3 separate regions of the Homo sapiens genome follow, and regions 1 and 3 are each linked to region 2. Evidence: read pairs that join two places in POLR2A ChIA-PET (ENCODE). Cell type or tissue: Caco-2. All regions are shown on one strand. Region 1 has its middle 16 kb from the start of GFI1B. Region 2 has its middle 4.8 kb from the start of SNORD141A. Region 3 has its middle 13 kb from the start of RALGDS.

Region 1 (2,500 bases), 63 kb before region 2:
AGAAGTATGAAAAGACAGCCTCACTCAACATAAAGGAAACACAAATTAAAACTACCCTGGGATGCCCTTCCTCCTGTCCTATCAGATTGGCAAAATACCTCTCATTTTTTTTTTTTTTTTTTGAGACGGAGTCTCGCTCTGTCGCCCAGGCTGGAGTGCAGTGGTGCAATCTTGGCTCACTGCAAGCTCTGCCTCCCGGGTTCACGCCATCCTCCTGCCTCAGCCTCCCCAGTAGCTGGGACTACAGGTGCCCGCCACCACACCTGGCCAATTTTTTGTGTTTTTAATAGAGACAGGGTTTCACCATGTTAGCCAGGATGGTCTCGATCTCCTGACCTCGTGATCTGCCTGCCTCAGCCTCCCAAAGTGCTGGGATTACAGGTGAGAGCCACCGCACCCGGCCAAAATTCCCCAAATTTGACAACCCACCTTGCTGGCAAGGCTGTGGGAACAAATCTACACTTCTGGGAGTGGGAGGACAGGACTGCACACCCTCTCTAGACAGGAATTTGGCCATATCTAAGGCCATAATGTGTGCATTCTTTCTTTGCTATGCATCTTCCCTACACACCTACACTCTACACACACACACACACACACACACAACCCTACACTCACACATGTGTGCATACAGAATTGTTTTTTTTTTCTTTTTTTTTTTTTCTTTTGAGACAGAATCTCACTCTGTCACACAGGCTGGAGTACAGTGGTACCATCTCAGCTTTCTGCAACCTCCACCTCCTGAGTTCAAGCAGTTCTCGTGGCTAAGCCTCCCAAGTAGCTGGGGCCACAGATGCGAGCCACCATGCCTGGCTAATTATTTGTATTTTTAGTGGAGACAGGGTTTCACCATGTTAGCCAGGCTGGTCTCAAACTCCTGACCTCAGGTGATCCGCTCACCTCAGCCTTCCAGAGTGCGGGATTACAAGTGTGAGCCTCCTCTCCTGGCCCATAAAAGATTCTTTCTTCTCTCTCTCTTCCCTTCTCTGCTATCGTGGTGTGTGTTTGACTCTGCTTCTCGCCATGTCTTCTCACAAGACTTTGAGGATTAAGTGATTCCTGGCCAAGAAACAAAAGCAAAAATCATCCCATTTCCCAGTGGAATCAGATGAAAACTGGTAATCAAATTAGGTACAACTCCAAAAGGAGATATTGAAGAAGAACCAAGCTGGGTCTATAAGGAATTACACATGAGATGACACACATATTATGTTCTATCAAGGTCACCATCATCACCATATCAAGCTGAAAATGTCACCATATCTGGACAGTTTGACATGTTTTATTAGGAATACATTTTTGACAAGGCGCAATGGCTCACGCCTGTAATCCCACTAATTTGGGAGGCCAAGGCGGGTGGATCACTTGAGGTCAGGAGTTTGAGGCCAGCCTAGCCAACGTGGTGAAAACCCATCTCTACTAAAAATACAAAAAAAAAAAAAAAAATAGCCAGGCGTGGTGGCACCAGCCTGCAGTCCCAGCTAATTGGGAGGCTGAGGCAGGAGAATCTCTTAAACCCAGGAGACAGAGGTTGCAATGAGCTGATATGGCGCCACTGCGCTCCAGCCTGGGCAACAGAGTGAGACTCCATCTCAAAAAAAAAAAAAAAAAAAAAAAGGAATCTATTTTTTCTCTTTGTTTACATGTTGTACACTAGTAGGCTGGGTTCAGTATTACATATATGGGAACTTTCATTTCAAAAAAATATTATTGGTCAGGCGTGGTGGCTCATGCCTGTAATCCCAGCACTTTGGGAGGCTGAGGCGGGCAGATCACGAGGTCAAGAGTTCAAGACCAGCCTGGCCAACGTGGTGAAACCCCATCTCTACTAAAAATACAAAAATTAGTGGCATGTTGTGGCACGCACTTGTAGTCCCAGCTACCCAGGAGGCGAAGGCAGAATAATCTCTTGAACCTGGGAGGCGGAGGTTGCAGTGAGCTAAAATCACGCCAGATGCATTCCAGTCTGGGCGACAGAGACAGATTCCGTCTCAAAAAAATTATTATTATTATTATTGTTATTATTATTTTCCCTTGAGATGGAGTCTTGCTGTCATCCAGGCTGGAGTGCAGTGGCGTGATCTCGAACTCCTGATCTCAGGTGATCCAGCCACCTTAGCCTCCCAAAGTGCTAGGATTACAGGTGTGAGCCACTGCACCCGGCCAAAAAAATATTTCTTATGGCATTATCTGCAAAAGTTGAATATTGGAGACAACCCAAATGTCAATTAATAGGGGACTGATTAGTGTTACAGTTCTTTTAGAATTTGTCTAGCAGGCTTTCTGGTTTTTGCCCAAAAGCCTCTCAAAAAAGTTTAAAAAAGAAAAAAAATAGGGGACTGATTGAATAAACTATGGCGCAGTAAGATGCAGAGATAAAAATGCGAATTTTGTCAAGAACCAAGATTTCCAATGTAAGAGAAAAGAGACACAAATATAAAATCAAGTATTTTTAAAAACCTATAATGCAGGCTGGGCATGGGTGGCTCACACCTGTAAT
Region 2 (2,500 bases):
CCCGCCACGAGGGCTCCACACTCGTGACCTCATCACCTCCCAAGGCAGCAACTCCTAATACCAGCTCAGGGAGTTAGAGTTTTAACATATAGTCTGGAGAGTGGGTGGGGACAACACTTGCTGCAATTCAGCCACCCAGGCTGCGCTGCGACATTTACACCATGTGCCCCCAGTGACGGTCAGTAACTCAAAGAGGACCCCCAGCCTGGAAATGGGTGGTCTCTGGCCCCATAGGAGGGGTAAAGAATGAAGCGGGGAGGCCTGATTTATAGTGAGTGAGCTCCAGTAACTTAAGAGAAGAAAACCTGACCTGCTTATGCCAGAAAATGTTATGACTCGGCCCTGCGCAGTGGCTCACGCCTGTAATGCCAGCATTTTGGGAGGCTGAGGCAGGTGGATCATGGGGTCAGGAGTTCGAGACCAGTCTGGCCAACATGGTGAAACCCCGTGTCTAATAAAAATACAAAAATTAGCCAGGTGAGGTGGCATCGTCCTGCAGTCCCAACTACTTGGGAGGCTGAGGCAGGATAATTGCTTGAACCTGGGAGGTGGAGGTTGCAGTGAGCCGAGATCATGCCACTGTCCTCCAGCCTAGGCAACAGAGCAAGACTCCGTCTCAAAAAGAAAAAGAAAAAAAAAAGAAAATGTTATGACCCAAAAATAAATTCTGGAAATGCTCTGGAAATTCAAGGACTCCCTGATCTGTATTCATCTCCTAAGGTGACTGTGAGAAATCGCCACACACTGGGTGACTGAAAACACAACACAAATGTGATTTTCAGAGTTCTGGAGGCCAGCAGTCCGGTAGCAAGGTGACAGTAAGATCCAATTCCGCCCCCCCCCCCGACTCACGTCACAGGAAATTAAACATTTAAGCTGAAAAAATGTTCAAACCAAGCAGGGCAGTGCCCATGCACAGAAGTGAGGCCCAACGGGCGAAGCGGACTCATCCTCCCTCCTCATGCCAACAGCAGCTCAAAGCTTCTCAATGGCAAAACTTCTACCAGGTCCTGTCTAAGGCCAAGATTCCTCCTAAAACCCAAACCATCCCCGAGGGGGCCAGCTCCTCGGTCCCTTCAGCAGGAGGGTCCCTGAGTCTGGAAAGAGGAGCTCAGCTCCAAGGGGTGGTGGTGGAAGATGCACCCTTCTGTGTCTTGTGCCAGGGGTCCCCACCTGTGGGCAGCAAGCCACCCAGGTGCCAAGGCAAGAGACCGAGGGCACAAGCTGTTCCAGTATAATAAAATATATAAAATAACAAGAGTTATACTACATATAGATCATAGATATATGTAAGTACCACTAATCATCAGTTTGTAGTAATTACTCTTTATTCAACTATTATAATAATCCTCGCTCTACAATCATAACCTAGGAAAAGCCAGGCCATACAGAGATAGGAGCTGAAGGGACATGGTGAGAAGTGACCAGAAGACAAGAGCATGAGCCCTCTGTCACACCCAGACAGGGCCACCAGAGGGCTCCTTGGTCTAGCGGTAATGCCAGCGTCTGGGAAGACGCCCGTAGCCAAGCGGACCGTGTTCTAGCAGTAGCATCAGTGCCAAGGAAAAGCACCGGCTACTTAGCAGACCGGGAAAGGGAGTCTCCCTTTCCCTGGGGGAGTTTAGAGAAGACTCTACTCCACCACCTCTTGTTGAGGGCCTGACCCGCCCACAGTTATCCGGAGGCCTAACCGTCTCCCTGTGATGCTGTGCTTCAGCGGTCATGCTCCTGGTCCGCTTTCATGTTCCATCCTGTACACCTGGCTCTGCCTTCTAGATAGCAGTAGCAAAATTAGTGAAAGCACTAAAAGTCTCTGATATGCAGAAATAATGGTGTAAGCTGTCTCCTCCCTCTCTTTCTCTCCACCTTGGCTGCCAAATAGGGAAGGGCCCCCTGTCCAGTGGACACGTGACCCACGTTACCTTACCTATCATTGGAGGTGGCTCACACTCCTTACCCTGCCCGCTTGTCTTGTATCCAATAAATAACAGCACAGGCTGGCATTCGGGGCCACTACCAGTCTCCACGTCTCAGTGGTAGTGGTCCCCCAGGCCCAGCTGTCTTTTCTTTTATCTCTCTGTCTTGTGTCTTTATTTCTACGATCTCTCGTCTCCGCACAAGGGGAGAAAAACCCACAGACCCTGTAGGGCTGGTCCCTACATCCACCCTTTCCCTGAGCAACAAACGCTGGTTGCAGCACCCAAGCGTCCTTCAGGAGCTCCGAATCTCTCCCGTGTGGAAGTGGCACATAGAGGCTGCCCCCCACCCCCAGTGTGCCCAATCCGCCCATAGGAGGTGGCTAGAGCTGTAGTGCCCTTCTGTCCAGTGGGATGAAATCTGCCACCCCACAGCAGGGCAAGATGCGAGAAGCATGCTGCGTTAGTCTGTTTTCTGCTGTTATAACAGAATATCCCAGACTGGGTAATTCCTACAGGAAAAACATTTGTTTCTTGTAGTTCTGGAAGCTGAGAAGTTCAAGGACACGGTGGCAGCATCTGCT
Region 3 (2,500 bases), 110 kb after region 2:
GATTACAGGCGTGAGCCACCGTGCCTGGCCAGAAGCGCTCAACTTTCATAGTGGGGGTGGGGGACCAGTAGGGAAGTGGCAGGGAACCAGGCCACCCTGCTGGTGTGTTTGTGAGCTAATGCCTTTGCTTGGACAAGCAGCTCCCGGGTACCAGGCCCTCTGCAGGGCCTTGCATCTCTCACACAAGCTTTCTGTGCTATTCTTGAATAGCCCACTCCAGCCCAGCTTCCCAAGCCTGTTACCCCCATATCTCCCCTGCCCCCACCTCCAGCACAGGTCAGCCTGGCCTCAGGGCCTAATCCTGGGGCTCCTCCTTTCGGAGCCAGGGTGGGCAGGGCTACCCGGGGCAGTGGGCACTGAGCTTGCTGGAAAGGCCATCGAGGGACTGCTGACACAGTCAGGCTGCAGGAGGAGCAGCACCAGCTGCCACGCAGAAATGCAGGAGTCCCGAGGAGGTGGTGCTGGCAGGAGGGGAGCAGCAGGGCCATGCACCCCTCCTCCCACCCACGTGGTCCCTGGCCCTGCCTCTGCCGCCAGCCTGGGGGAGAGCAGGGTCTTTGTTCCCTGCTGGCCAGGCCGCCACGTGATGCGCCACATCACTGTCACTGCCTGGAACGAAGACTGCCATGGACAGCCGAGGCGCTGGGGCCTGGGGGTGAGGCCAGTTGGAGGAGCTCCACCTGCAGCCTCCCCACCGCAACTCTGGCTGCCTTCAGGAGCTGGGCCTAGTGAGGGCCATACATGGCACAAACATTTCCAGCTACTGTGCATGAAGCTTACGACGACCCTGACCCCAGGCTTCTCCCAGGACACACGACCTACCAGTGGTCCCACGATGCTCTGCCCAGCACGCCGGGTGGCCTGGGATAATGCACCTGGCCACACACACAAGCCCAGGCTAGCAAAACCCAACCCACAGGCACCTTTCTAGGTAGGGGCAGGCCCTGGCTGGGTGTGAGGCCCATTGTTTACAAACACTGTGCAGCTGTCGCTAGGAGCTGTGACTCAGAGCCAGAGCAGTGACTCCTCGCGAAGCTGTTTACTCGGCACCACATCCTGTCCAGGAAGCAGATAGCAGAGGCCGAGGCCTGGCTTTTGCTCCTCTTTCCTGCTGCTAACTTGACTCAGGGAGCTGCTGGCCAGACTCGGTGTCCAGCTGGGGGGACACTCCAGCTCCCCTCCCCCTGGCTTCTGGGAACCTGAGGCCCCGTCAAGTCGCTCAACACACATTCAGGCCCAGCCGGCTCTGCTAGGTAGTGATGCTGTGGTCGTGCAGGAGACAGATCCTGCCCCTGGAGGCTGCACCTATGCCTGGCATCCCCTCCCTCTTTGGCTCTGACTAGGAGACTCCCAGGGACGGGGGCATCACTGACACCTGTCACTGTGCAGCCCAGAGGCAAATTCTTGCCACGTTCAGAAGCCTGGCAGGCAGGATCAACTCCTGACACCCCTTCGTACCCTAGAGCCTAGTCTGGCGCCGCCTTTAGCACACCTCAATGGGGACAAAGCACTTTTCCAGACAGCCTCTGCCAGAAAGATGAGGCCACAGTCATCATCTCTGTTGTAAAACTGAGAAAACTGAGGCCCAGAGAGGGCGAACAACTTGCCTGATGTCACACAGCGTGTCAGTGCCAAGGCAGGGTGTAAGTCCGGCCCCCAAGGCTGCTTGCTTTCCTCTACTCTGTTCCAAATTAAGGATCACAAGTAGATTTGTTCCAGGCAGCACACAGACTTGACGCTGCTGGGACCCTGTCCCTGGGGTGGGTGGTCTGTCCCCTGTAGGAGGCCTAGGCTGGGGACTCTGACTTCCATTTCTGCTGATCACTGCTGCCTCCAACCTGGCGCCTAAACCAGAGTCAACAACCCTCTGATAATTTCTACTACGCACTGCCATGCCAATGCGGGTATCATTTCACCATCATGATATGTGACGCAGGTTTTGCAGGTGAGTTTGAGGATGAAGCTCAGAGATGGCACAAAGCTCATCCAAAGCCACACAGCAGAGCAGGGCTTCCAATCCTGTCTGACTCTCAGGTTTGCGCTCCCAGTCACTCCTTCCTGCAAACTCCTAGCAGGAAGACTCTTTATGACTTTTCATAAAGAGTCAAAGGTGATTTTATCCTCACGGTGCCCTTCTAAGTTCAGGGTGCAAGTATCTCAATGACCTCCAGTTCACAGGAGGGCCCCTGTGTGTGGTGGGGAGGCAGAGCCGCAGAATGACTTGTGGAAGGCTACACACCCCAGTGGGGAGGACCTTTCCCCTGCTCCAGGCTAGGGAGACCCGGGGACTCCCAGGAGCAGCAGAGCCACAGGACACACCTGCCAAGGCATGTGGAAGGTGGGCCACCCTGGAGTGGGGAGAGAAAGGCAAAGAGGGGCTGTGCTTATTTTGGCAGTTGGGGCTTGGCACCACCCCAGGCAGGACAGTAATTCAGCAACTGGCTGATTCACCCACCGCAGGGCTCCCCTGCACTGGCTGCCTGCCCGCCGGCCCCTATTA

Evidence for each region. ChIA-PET counts read pairs that join two places held together with the same protein. Peaks named below come from ENCODE experiments on the same cell type or tissue, not always from the same donor. Only the 100,000 strongest peaks of a DNase experiment are listed, where the experiment ranks them.
Region 1: POLR2A ChIA-PET joins it to region 2 with 8 read pairs; 10 of 35 experiments call an interaction of 5 or more read pairs at or near these places.
Region 3: POLR2A ChIA-PET joins it to region 2 with 5 read pairs; 25 of 35 experiments call an interaction of 5 or more read pairs at or near these places.

The regions. Positions count from the first base shown.
Region 1 is chr9:132,961,488-132,963,987 of GRCh38, forward strand. It overlaps a transcript of GFI1B not described here, the pseudogene RPL39P24 and the pseudogene RNU7-21P. Among named protein-coding and RNA genes, the nearest start is that of GFI1B, 16 kb to the right of the region's middle. In Caco-2, no CTCF peak of the experiment used is centred here; no DNase peak of the experiment used is centred here.
Region 2 is chr9:133,024,003-133,026,502 of GRCh38, forward strand. No RefSeq gene overlaps it. Among named protein-coding and RNA genes, the nearest start is that of SNORD141A, 4.8 kb to the left of the region's middle. In Caco-2, no CTCF peak of the experiment used is centred here; a DNase peak (open chromatin) is centred at 1,509.
Region 3 is chr9:133,132,907-133,135,406 of GRCh38, forward strand. It overlaps a transcript of RALGDS not described here. Among named protein-coding and RNA genes, the nearest start is that of RALGDS, 13 kb to the left of the region's middle. RefSeq lists enhancers at 1-348, 1,063-1,352. In Caco-2, no CTCF peak of the experiment used is centred here; a DNase peak (open chromatin) is centred at 1,005.